Linked DNA regions of Homo sapiens: regions 1, 2 and 4 are each linked to region 3. Evidence: chromatin contacts called from ENCODE Hi-C or POLR2A ChIA-PET data. All regions are on one chromosome and are shown on one strand. Each heading gives the region's core, a stretch centred on a gene start or an enhancer-like site at or near the end of the contact. The rest is flanking DNA. Distances are from core to core; before and after follow the strand shown. Region 1 holds the start of ZNF614 (zinc finger protein 614). Region 2 holds the start of ZNF841 (zinc finger protein 841). Region 3 holds the start of ZNF766 (zinc finger protein 766). Region 4 holds the start of ZNF578 (zinc finger protein 578).

The links. Hi-C counts contacts between places; a loop is a spot of excess contacts on that map. ChIA-PET counts read pairs that join two places held with the same protein, here RNA polymerase II (POLR2A). Pooled maps may share reads with other maps.
Region 1: a pooled map shows a loop between it and region 3 (6-fold over the local background). The contact joins the promoter of ZNF614 here to the promoter of ZNF766 in region 3. A Hi-C loop is called at or near these places in 1 of 37 single-sample maps with no recorded cell type and 9 of 50 pooled maps. POLR2A ChIA-PET finds 5 or more read pairs at or near these places in 1 of 52 experiments (activated B cell).
Region 2: a map of CD4-positive, alpha-beta memory T cell shows a loop between it and region 3 (14-fold over the local background). The contact joins the promoter of ZNF841 here to the promoter of ZNF766 in region 3. A Hi-C loop is called at or near these places in 1 of 168 maps with a recorded cell type or tissue (CD4-positive, alpha-beta memory T cell), 3 of 37 single-sample maps with no recorded cell type and 13 of 50 pooled maps. POLR2A ChIA-PET finds 5 or more read pairs at or near these places in 4 of 52 experiments (HepG2, WTC11, activated T-cell and 1 more).
Region 4: a map of naive thymus-derived CD4-positive, alpha-beta T cell shows a loop between it and region 3 (18-fold over the local background). The contact joins the promoter of ZNF578 here to the promoter of ZNF766 in region 3. A Hi-C loop is called at or near these places in 1 of 168 maps with a recorded cell type or tissue (naive thymus-derived CD4-positive, alpha-beta T cell) and 4 of 50 pooled maps. POLR2A ChIA-PET finds 5 or more read pairs at or near these places in 1 of 52 experiments (naive thymus-derived CD4-positive, alpha-beta T cell).

Annotation. Positions count from the first base shown.
Region 1 is chr19:52,026,823-52,029,755 of GRCh38, reverse strand. ZNF614 (zinc finger protein 614) reads left to right here and starts at 1,377. Exons shown (of 5, transcript NM_025040.4): 1 at 1,377-1,514. LOC112268244 (a long non-coding RNA gene) reads right to left here. Exons shown (of 2, transcript XR_002958414.2): 2 at 1-2,644. RefSeq lists enhancers at 890-1,649, 2,120-2,890.
Region 2 is chr19:52,094,384-52,097,323 of GRCh38, reverse strand. It overlaps ZNF841 (zinc finger protein 841), which reads left to right and starts at 1,559. Exons shown (of 7, transcript NM_001136499.2): 1 at 1,559-1,749.
Region 3 is chr19:52,268,155-52,270,987 of GRCh38, reverse strand. It overlaps ZNF766 (zinc finger protein 766), which reads right to left and starts at 1,401. Exons shown (of 4, transcript NM_001010851.3): 1 at 1,357-1,401. The coding sequence starts at 1,374. LOC124904763 (a long non-coding RNA gene) reads left to right here. Exons shown (of 4, transcript XR_007067331.1): 4 at 747-1,744. RefSeq lists enhancers at 395-464, 898-1,192, 1,115-1,660 and a silencer at 1,375-1,604.
Region 4 is chr19:52,452,293-52,455,385 of GRCh38, reverse strand. It overlaps ZNF578 (zinc finger protein 578), which reads right to left and starts at 1,833. Exons shown (of 6, transcript NM_001099694.2): 1 at 1,779-1,833. RefSeq lists an enhancer at 1,192-2,391.

The DNA of each region.
Region 1 (2,933 bases), core at 128-2,627, 240 kb after region 3:
TTTTCTGAAAGAAAACAGCCTATTTTGCATTTATCATGCCATGAACTTATTATACATCATCATACCTATTTTCTAAGATCAACATGTTTTATAATATATTCATGATTATGGTACAAAGATAGTAAAATTAAGTATAAATTGGGAATATTTTTCAAGTAAAAACATGGCATTCTCTACCTATGAACACAAACAATATTAATTCAAACTAAATGTCTTGTTTAACCAATCACAATTTTCCAAAAGATGTTTATGATTTCTTCCAATAACAAGACCATAAAATATATACTATCCTGCAGATCATTTTTTTGTCCTCTGACAAAGTTTTCTTTTTTATAAAACAATTGTAGCATATTCTTTTAAATTGATATATACTCTTACAGTTCAGCAGATGTTCCATAATTTACCAAAGTATTCATCTCTCATTGTAATTCCCTTTTTTTGTAAATTACAAAAGTTGTGGTTAATATTAAGACAGATTTGCCTAGATAGCTTTTAGAATTGCTGTGTCAAAGAAAACGAAAAAATTAAATTGGCTCTAGGTTGCCTTCCAAAAATACAATATTTACTTAAATCTTCTACAGTTACAACGCCAACATCTGCAAAAATAGAACTAATATTTTTTAAGTGTGACTTTTTAAAAAATCTGGAAACATTGCAAAGTAGGATGATCGCATTCTAATAATTTCATATTCTTAAGTGCCCCACTGTCATCTTCCTTTACTTCTGGAAGGAAACATGTAGATATTAACACAGTTGCACCTTCACCTCCTCATCCCCTTCCCCACTGGCAGTGGTTTTAATAGCAAGCCCCATGTGGGTATTAGCATTTAATGGAGCATCACTCCTGTTCTCGGCTTCGTCCATTCAGTCAGAGTCTAATCTAACCCACAAAAGCCTTACCCAGCCCAGAACCCCCGCCCTATCCCCAAATCTAACACTTTCAGTGACCACTGGTTTTGGCAACTCTGTGACCGCTTCCTGGCCAGCACCGTGACTTCTTCAAACCTTGTTTATTTTTCCAAATTGTCCTGGATATGAGCATCTTCTCTGCCGTACGGCTGCTGCCTTCCTCTAAGATGGCCGTGCCCATGGTGCTCCAGCTAAGGCTCCACTCTCAGCTATAATGGGCACAAAGGGCGCCGCCATCTTTTTTCCACAGCAGGCTGAATAGAATGCCACTGCGCCGTGTTGGCCTTGGCTGGGCACCCGACTCTTGAGTGTCCCTTGCAACGAAGAGAGAAAGGCACTGAGGTGACTAAGAGTGATTCCCACAGCCATTATGGCCGCTCCTGTCAGAAACGCTGCGATGGGCGCAGCCCTGTGACCTCATAGAGCGGCGCCCGCAGTCTGAACTCGCGATCCCGGGCAGGCTCCGTGGTCCTCGCCTCGCTTCACGGTCTTTACCGCTCAGCTTCCCGGAGTCCGCGCAGGAGCGCGTCTGAATAGGAAGCGTTTTCGGACGTGGATGCGGCGTTTTGTCGCTGCCAGTGGTGTCTGGAGAGGTTCGGGCTCGGGTGAGTCGAGTTCTGGGCATGGACTCGCGGCCTGTGGGTCTGTGTACCGATGGTGCGTGGAGCGTCCTGATTGGGGCTGTATTTGAACGCAGTCGCTGAGGAAGCGGGGCGTTAATGACGGGTCCTTTGGCTGTAGGGATGAAGAGTCTGAGGAAATCAGCGACGAGTCCGACTCTGTCTGGGTCTGGGGCCCTTGTGAGTCACCCTTTACGGGTGTTGGGCTGGGGGACGGTCAGGTCTTTCCCTTCCCATGAGGCCCTATCTCAGGCTATCACATGGGATATTATCTTTCCTGAAGAATATAACATGTGCTCTTGAAAAAAATGTTTATTTTACTGCTGTTGAGTGCAGTGTTAAATGTTCGTTAAGTCTAGTTGGTTGATAATGTTGTTCAAGTTTTCGGTATCCTTGCTGAGTTTCTATTTGTTTTCTTTATTATTGCAAGTAGGGTAATGTAGTCTTCAATTATTATTGTTGAATTGTCTAATCCTCTCTCATTCTGTTTTGCTTCATACGTTTTTAAATTATCATATTCTTATATATACACCCTTATATTATTATTGCCAGCCATTGTAACCATTGTTGCCACTCACCTAGGCCTTGGTGTCCAGAGTTTTATTGGATATCAGTTAACACACACACACACAATTGACTGCCTATGAGGCTGACTTCAATCTCCAGCTCCTCCAGATATCAAACTAATACCACGTGGTCCAAGGTCTCCCACAGTAAATCACATTATTAGGATAGACAATTTGGCATGGCTTAAATTGCCCTGATAACCAAAGACAGTTTTATCAAGCAGCGTATTCCAAAGGCTTAGAGTTTGCCTCATAGGAACTGTGGGCAAAGGACAAAGCTCTCTTGGGTAAAGTTACTCCTTTAGCGCATAATGTGAAATGAGACAGTTCTTGTGATTTGCTTAGTACATTGGTCTTGACACGAGGTATGTATACCCAAAGAGCTTACAGAGACTTTCGAACCAGTACATGGGCACACGTGGTTTTTAAAGACATTCTTGGAGCCTTCCATGTGTTCTCTTTCCTAAAATTGATCTGTCTGAGAATTCACCTTGAAGGGGGCCACCCCTCCACAACCTGTGGGTGTTTCTTGTCAGGTGGGATGAGAGACTGAGAAAAGAAATAAGAGACAAAGTATAGAGAAAGAAAAGTGGGCCCAGGAGACCAGCACTCAGCATACGGAGGACCCACGCTGGCACTGGTCTCTGAGTTCCCTCAGTATTTATTGATCACTATCTCTACCACCTCGGAGAGGGGGATGTGGCAGGACAATAAGGTAATAGTGGGGAGAGGGTCAGCAGGAAAACATGTGAACAAAGGTCTCTGTGTCATAAATAAGTTTAAGGAAACGTGCTGTGCCTTGATGTGCACGCACACAAACATTTCGGTACAATAAAGA
Region 2 (2,940 bases), core at 310-2,809, 170 kb after region 3:
TGAATTTGATGTTTGTACTTAGCACGTGTAAGTAAGTGCATGAAGTATGTTTCTTTGTGTGTGTTGGGAACGGGTGCTCAGTGTCGCAAAAATCAACACTGAGACAAAGGATCTCTCAGCAAGGCTAGTTTACTTTCTGCAGAAAGGGTGCTGCTCACTAGCAGTCTTGCCACGAGAGTACACATGAACAAAAGAGAAGGGTCATTTATAACCTGACGCATCTGGCCGGGCGCGGTGGCTCATGCCTGTAATCCCAGCACTTTGGGAGGCCGAGGTGGGCGGATCACGAGGTCAGGAGATCGAGACCATCCTGGCTAACGCAGTGAAACCCCGTCTCTACTAAAAATACAAAAAATTAGCTGGGCGCAGTGGCAGGTGCCTCTAGTCCCAGCTACTCGGGAGGCTGAGGCAGGAGAATGGCGTGAACCCAGGAGGCAGAGCTTGCAGTGAGCCGAGATAGCGCCACTGCACTCCGGCCTGGGCGAAAGAACGAGACTCCGTCTCAAAAAAAATAATAATAATAATAACCTGACGCGTCCACCCTACTGCTGTGTCTGGTTTCCATTGGCTGGAATCGGACCCAATTCTGTGCTTGACCTGATTGGCTAGCACCTTAGAACTTCCCAAAAGAGGCAAAGGCAGAGGAGAACAAAGGAAGAGAGGAAGTAACTTGTGGAAGGCTGAGAGAGGCAAAAACACTTCCAAATAAGGAAGAGGAATAGGCTGTGACCTAATGCTTGCTTGGAACAATTCAGGCATGCCAGGGCAAATATCTAGGCTAAAATGTGGGAGCTAAGAACACAGAGTATATTGATTTATCTATTATGGCTAGCAGATATTTAAGAATATTAGCACAGGTCTTTGAGTAAATTTTGCTTCTAAGAGAGGTTACTATCTATTCTCAATTAGACTGGGAGGAAAGTCCCTTTGAAGAGGAACCTCTACTTATTTCATTTTCTACACTGTGTCTAGCACATTTCGCTTGGCATAATGTCTTCTGGGTTCCTGGATCCAGTCACTGCTCCACATCCAATCCCCACCGAGATCCCAGTTCCCTGACTACTGAGTAGCTTCAGCTTTTCTGGTAAGACTGGATGGAGTCCACCAGGCTCGGAAAAATCGGTTTTGACTTAAATCAGTTCAACTTGTTAAGAATAAATCATCTTAGTTTCCAGTATAAGTGGACCACAACTTTAAGATTCAACCTTAAATTCTGAAACATTAATTTAAAATGGGCAAGGAGCAACGCTGCTTCACAGGACAAGAAATAGTCACAAATACTCCCAAACCTGGAAAACAAAATCCTGCTGGGTGAGAGGCGGAGTGGAGAACAGGCCCCGCCTCGGCCCCGCCCACCCCTGGAGGCCCCGCTTCATCCCAGTTTTCGGTCCAGCCAAGCCCCACCTAGTCACGCCCCCTACCGCCCTGGGCCTCCCACCACCCTTTCGGGCCACTCCCAAGTCAGGCCAGTCTTTCCGCCCAGCCCTTTCCTAGTCGCGCCCCGCCTAGGCCCCGCCCCCAGGCCGCCCAGTTTTTCTTTCCGCGCCCAGTTTCCTGCACACCCGGAAGCAGATCGCGCTGGGGAAAGGCCACGTCGCTATGAGTGTGTTTCAGTCTACCTGGATTAAACGTTTGCTTCTCTTCGTCTACCTTGATTAAACGTGCACTTCGCAGTCCTCGGTTCTCCATACCCGTGACCTGGGGATCGCTACGGACCTTAAAATACCCGCAACAGCCCCTTCGTCCCAAGTAAGTAGGAGAATTGCTTCCCTTTCGGTTTAAAATCTCTCTGAGGCCGTTCCTTGCTCTCTGCCTTTCTTCCTTAGGACCATGTAGACAACCCCATTCAGGTAGTGTTCCCGCTTAAAACCCTCTGCTTGGGCCCCGCGCCAAGTCGAGTCCTCATTCGGGATGTGGACTAGCGCCCTTCGCGATCCCCGAGCTCCTCCGTCGTCTGCCCCTGGAGGGGAGCGCCCACTGTCCGGCTCCTGAAGGAGCCGCTTCTCCTCCCACGTCCTGGGATTCTGCAGACCCTCCCTGTCGTGAGACATCGTTCTCCGCGCCACCTCGTGTCGTCCTCACGCCGGGTCCTTCCGCTCCCCAGGCTTCCCCTTCACAGCCACTGCTTTTCTTGACTCCCCGTTGGGACAGGTTACCTGAGTCTGTCTTGTGACACCCAGTGTTCTTCCTTCCCAAATTTTACTCCACTGGAAAATGTGCTCTTCCGGGAGGTGGGCATCCTATTCCTCCCCTTTCCTCCCGAATGTGTGGGTGAGAGGGATCAGGAGAGGAAAAGACGGGGAACGACGGAGCAAAAGGAAAAACTGAGGAGAAAAGAATGAGGGAGACCCATAAATACACGGCAAAATGGATGATACTTTAGGGACTTGCAAAGAGAGCAAGAGTGAAAGAGAACGGATGGAAAAAGTAGCAGGGGGAGAAAAGCACACAGAGAAATTTAGAAAAAAAGGGGACCTTCAGAGAGATGAAGGGCAGCAAAATAGAGTGGGGCGGCAAAGGAGGAGGCACTGCAGACAGACAGACAGTGGGGAGAAGGTGAAAGAGTTGGAGCCGCGGCTGACAGAGCTACGTGGTGCTGGGACTGAAAGAGAGGGAGAGAGGGCAGTGGGTGACAAGCAGAGTAGAGGGAGAACCACAGCAGGGAGTAAGCCTAGGAAATTGGGGGTGCTAGAGAGTGGGAACAAAGGAGATGTAACAGGGAAGAGGGAATTTAACAAGGAGAGCAGAGAGGGAGCTTAGATGGGGGAAAAGAGGCAGAAATACGTGGAGATTGGGGACAATCGGAAAGATTGGGGAGAAAGAGCTACGAGAGGTGAAGTAAGTTGCAGAGCATTGGGCAGAACAGACATAAAAGAGGGAATAAAGAAAGGGGTGCAAAACAGAAAAGGAGAAAAAAAAGACGCTCAGAATGAGAGAGGG
Region 3 (2,833 bases), core at 152-2,651:
ACACGGTGAAACCCTGTCTCTACTAAAAATACAAAATTGGCCAGGCGAGCTGGCGGGCGCCTGTAGTCCCAGCTACTCGGGTGGCTGAGGCAGGAGAATCGCTTGAACTCAGGAGGCTAAGGTTGCAGTGAGCCGAGATTTTGAGCCCCTCTCCTCTCCCGCAGTTTCTCCCCTTCTTCCCTCTATTCCTTCTTTTCCACTTCATCTGCTCCATCTTGCAATTTTTTTCCTCTTGTTGCTCTTTCTCTCCAATCTTTTGATTGTCTCCAATCTCCATATATTTCTGCCTCTTTCTTCTCCCATCTGTGCTCCTCCTGTTAAATTCCCTCTTCTCTGTCACGCCCCCTTGTCCCTACTGTCTGGCAACCCCAGATCTCTGGGGTGGTTCTCCCTTTGCCCTCCTTGTCACCGGCTGCCCCCTCTTGCTGTGCCAGCACCACGCTGCTCGGTCTGCCCTGGCTCCAAATCCCTCCTCCTCTCCCCAACTTTGTCTGAGGAGCCTCCCGCTTTGCTGCCCCTCTCCCTACCTTGCTGTCCTTCATCTGTCTAGAAATAGAACTTTTCTCTACATTTCTCGAGTTGCTTTTCTCTCCCTGCTACTTCCTGGGGTGCTTCTTTCACTTTGCAAATCTCTCACCCTCCCTCTGCGTTGCCGTCTTGTTATGGATCTTCCTCATTATTTTCTCTCTAAATTTTTCTGTTTCCTCTACCTCGCTCTCCATCTCTCTTTCACTTCACATTCACAGGGAGGGGACTGGAATAAAATACCCACCTCCTCAAGAGCACAGTTTCCAATGGGAGGAATTTGGGACGGAAGAACACTGGGTGCCCTGAGATAGGTCCCGGCCACCTCCCCCAACACAGGATCCGGAGAAGCCGTGACTGCGAAAAGGCCTGGGGACAGAAGGGAACGGCCCAAGGAGGACTACGGCGGCAGGCAGATCAGGGGTGGGGTCTGCAGAATCCCCAGACCAGGCAGAGGACGCGGCCCCTCCCGAATGGCGGCTGCGGCGCTGCGCCCCAGGGGCCGACAAGGACGAGGCTTGGGACCCGGAGGGCGTGGATCCGCCTCGCAGGCGGGGACTTTACGTGGCGCGGGGCTGGCGGAGGGGTCACTGAAGGGTTTTAAGCAGGAAAACGGCGCGAAAGCAGCTGCCTACGCAGCCCTACGGCAGAACGACCGGAGACAGAACCAGCCCTAGGGCGATTTTAACACTCTGACGGGACGCATGAATTTACTCGGGGTGGAGAGAGCGGTGCGGGGATTTCAAGGTCTGTACCGCCCCCCACATCCCGGGTACAGAAGCGTGAGGGCACCGCTAAGCGAACACTTAATCTAAACAAAGGAAAACTCACGCGCCGCAGTTGCGCCATATCTCCACGCCATCCACTTCCGGGTCTGCAGGCGGCTGCGCGCGAACGGAGAGGCCGGGCCGGGGCGTGGCCAGCGACGTGGCGGGCGGGGCCTGAATACTTATTGGACGGGGCCTGCACTTCCCTCCTCCTATCTCTGGGCGTGTCTCGGTTTTCCGCGTTTTGCAAGCCACACTTGCCAGTCAGGCTGGAGCCGCTCCACGGTTTGTGACCTGGGATCTCACTAGGAGGGTCAACGTCTGTTGTTTGGATCCAGGAAAGTTCCCACAATTAAAATTAAGGAATTCAATTAAAATTTAGAAATTTAATTGAAAATCCCTTAAATTGTCTGTGAAAGGAATGCAAACTAAAATACAATATGCAAACTCAACCTGTGCAGAATGTGTAATTTCACGCTGACGCCCCACAGAATAGCATAGAAATCCTCTCCATTTCTATTCCCCATTCACTCTGGAGTAGAGAGTTCCAAAGAGTTTCCTGGGCCACATCTGGGGCGTGGAGTGCTAAGGCCGGTGAGAAGTCAGGTCACCAGCTATTGCTTTTAAAAAAGCAATAGAGGCCGGGCACGGTTGCTCACGCCTGTAATCCCAGCACTTTGGGAGGCCGAGGCGGTCGTATCACTGGAGGTCAGGAGTTCGACACCAGCCTGACCAAAATGGAGAAACCCCGTCTCTACTAAAAATACAAAAATTAGCCGGGCGTGATGGCACACGCCTATAATCCCAGCTACTTGGGAGGCTGAGGCTTAGGTCAATATTTTCTAAAAATACTGTAATTTCAGATTCACTTTAGGTGCATTCTGAAAGTAATAAGTAAACATACTTTTTATTTTAAAAATTATAATCTCTTAAATCTTGTTTGTTTTCTCTTCTTCAATGTACTGGCCCCTGTAGATAACAAAGCCCTTAAAATAGTCTTCAGAAGACAATTGTATTTATTGATCTAAAGAATAACTCTGCAGTAATTCTAAGTGTATTTGGTAGGCCGATTATTCTTTTATAGAACCCTGATAGAAGTAAAACTAGATTATCAAATTTTAAATAGCCTTACGTCTGCCGGCAATAATTTTATGGCAATATTTTTGAATTAACAGGTACTAATAAGTATGCTTTTCTCTGATATCTCACCCCCCCAACTTTTTTTTTCTTAAGACAGAGTCTAACTCTGTCATCCAAGCTGGAGTGCAATGGCACGATCTCAGCTCACTGCAACCTCCACCTCCTGGGTTCAAGCAATTCTCCTGCCTCAGGCTCTCGAGTAGCTGGGATTACAGGCGCGTGCCACCACGCCTGGCTAATTTTTGGATTTTTAGTAGAGATGGGGTTTTGCCATGTTGGCCAGGGTGGTCTCAAACTCCTGACCTCAGGTGATCATCTGCCCACCTTGGCCTGCAGAGTGCTGGGATTACAGGCGTGAGCCACCGCACCCGGCCTTATATCCCTATTTTTGGATCCCTTCA
Region 4 (3,093 bases), core at 584-3,083, 180 kb before region 3:
CTCTACTAAAAACACAAAAGTAGCTGGGTGTGGTAGCACATGCCTATAATCCCAGCTACTCGGGAGGTTGAGGCAGGAGAATCGTTTGAACCTGGCAGGCAGAGGTTGCGGTGAGCCAAGATCACACCATTGCAATCCAGCCTGGACAACAAGAGCAAAACTCCATCTCAAAAAAAAAAAAAAAAAAAAAAAGATAGAAAGGCAGTAGACGTGGACAGAGAGGAAAAGTGGTTGGAGGACTAAGCTGTGGGTCATTCCCACATTCAGAAAACAGTGAGTCAGGACACATCAGCAGAGAAAAACGGTAAGAGATGAAGATGACATCAAGAAAATTAAAACAAAGAGCAGGGACAGATCCTTCCCAGTCAATACTGAGTAGAAAGCACGGGGCTTGAGACAGGTAAGTGAGCCTGTTACAAATATCTTCCCTTCACTGAGACAGGAAAAAACCAAACTGTTTTCATTGCTCTCGTGCTCAACACAGGATACTTTACTTCTGGTCAAGAAAATGTGTGGTTTCCCTACACTGACCAGTTCCTTGCAGACTTCCACCTGGGAATCCTAAAATTTAACTCAATTCTTACACTATCTACAAGGAGATAGTGTCAGATCCCATGGGTGAAAAGCTCAGTCCCACAAGACTACCCTTCACCTTAGAAGCTGTACACAAGTAGTAGTTTTCACCTCTACTTCTGACTGACCAGATAAACACCACGGTTCCCAAATCCTCTCCTGCATTCAACTAATTTTCTAGAACTGCTATTCCATCTGTCTATCTGCAACCTTTGTAATATCCTTTAAAACAAATGAGTAAACCCAACTAAAACGTTTCTGAGTTCTGTGAGCTACTCTGGCAAATTAATAAATACTGAAGACTGGGTCATGGGAATCCTCAATTTATATCCAGTAGCTTAGAAGTTCAGGTTCCAATCTGGGACTTGTAACCGACATCTGAAGTGGAGAAGTCTTGTGGACTGAGCCTTTAATCTGTGGGATCCGATGCTTACACCAGGTACAGCTGTCAGAAGTGAGGTAAATTATGGGACACCGAGTTGATGTCTGATAGAGAACTGCTTGTTAGTGGGGAGAAATCCCCACACATTCGGTGACCACAAGTGAAGTATTCTGGGTTCAGTGTTTACTACCGTGTTGAGTTTCAGAGGAGGAAAGAATAAATCAATCGTTTTTCCTCTGGAAGAGCACATTTTCCAGCGGGTGCAATTTGGAACGGAAAAACACTGAGTGTCAAAAGCCAGGCCCCGTCACCTCCCTCAATGCGGGGTAAGGAATGTGGGTTGTGAAGGGGAAACCTGGGGAACACAAGGGCCCAGCCCAAGGAGGACAAGGTTGGGGGTGGATTAGGAGAGGGGTGGGGTTTCCAAAATCCCAGGGCCGGGCAGAGGACACGGCGCTGATGCATCGAGACTGCGGGACCGAGCTCCAAGAGGCCAGAAGGGCGAGGCTTGGAGGACCCACTGGGCGTGAATACACCTCATGGGTGAGGGCTTTTACATGACGCGGGACCGAAGGAGTGGTCAGTAAAGGGTTTTAAGCAGGTAAACGGGACGAAAAGCGTCTACGTGGCCCGAAGGCAGAGAGCTCAGGGAAAGGACCAGCAGCCTCCAAGCGATTTTAACCTCCGAATTTCTTGGCGACGTATTAATATACCTAGGATGGAGGGAACGGCGGGAGGATTTTAAGATCCGTAAGAACCCCTCCGCCAACACCAGGTACAGAAGCGCTGGAAGCGGATCTAATCTAGACAAAGGGAAACTCACCCGCTGCTCCAAGACCGGCTCCCCACGCGATCGGCTTCCGGGTCTTCAGGAAACTGCGCTTGCGAGTTCACGCCCCATGATTCACTTCCGGGTTTCCAGGAAACCGCGCGCAGCTGAGGCCAGGGATGGGCGAGACCCGAGAGAAGAGAGGGTGGGGCGGTGAGGGGCGGGGTCTGCGCTGCCTTCGGCCTGTCTCTGGGCGCGTCTGTTCTCCAGGTTTTTGAGGAAAGACCCTATCGGTGACCAGCAGCCAAGCAGTCTGGGACCTGGGATCTCTATGAGAGGGTCAAAGTAGGGGACAGTGATTGGACCTAAGATAGTTCCTGCAATTAAAGTTAATTTTAGTATTTTAATTTAAAAGCCCTGGAATTGTCTGGGAGAGGAAGCGAACTAGAATATGAAATGCAAAGCCCTGCCTGGGCGGAACATGCAATTTGATGCTGTCGTCCCACAGAACAGAGTAGAAATCCTCTCCTTTTCTATTCCCCCTACACTCTGGAGGGTGAGGATCAACCCTGTGCTCAGCTCCTGACAATTTCCCAGGGACAACGCCTTGGGCATGGAGGGTTAACGCCAGGGATAAGTTAGGTCACCAAATGTTGCTTTTAAAAAGGAAAGCTAAAACTTTTAGATGATAGATATAAATGACTCTTAAACTTTTAAACAATAGATATAAATAGCTCTCCCTTATACCTGTTACTCTATTCCAAACTTCAGATGAATTAACCTCAAACGTCTCTGCGATAAACTTTATTGACATCATAATGTCAATAATTTCGATACGTAGAGTGAATTTCAAATTTACACGCACTCTGAATGTAAATAGAAAAGACGATTTTTGGCTGGGTGTGTTGGCTCATGTTTCTAATCCTAGCACTTTGGGAGGCTGAGATGGGAGGATCACTTGAGGCTAAATGTTCAAGACTAGCCTGGGCAACAGAGTGAGTCCCAGTCTCTCTTATAAAACACACAGGGCCAGGCACGTTGGCTCACGCCTGTAATCCCAGCACTTTGCGAGGCCGAGGCGGGCGGATCACCTGAGGTTGGGAGTTGGAGACCAGCCTGACCAACATGGAGAAATCCTGTGTCTTCTAAAAATACAAAATTAGCCGGGCGTGGTGGCGCATGCCTGTAATCCCAGTTACTCGGGAGGCTGAGGCAGGAGAATTGCTTGAACCCAGGAGTTGGAAGGTGCGGTGAGCAGAGATCGGGCCATTGCCATCCAGCCTGGGCAACAAGAGTGAAATTCCGTCTCCAAAAAAACAAAACAAAAAAAAGAAAACACACACACGCACAAAACAAAAACAAACTTTTT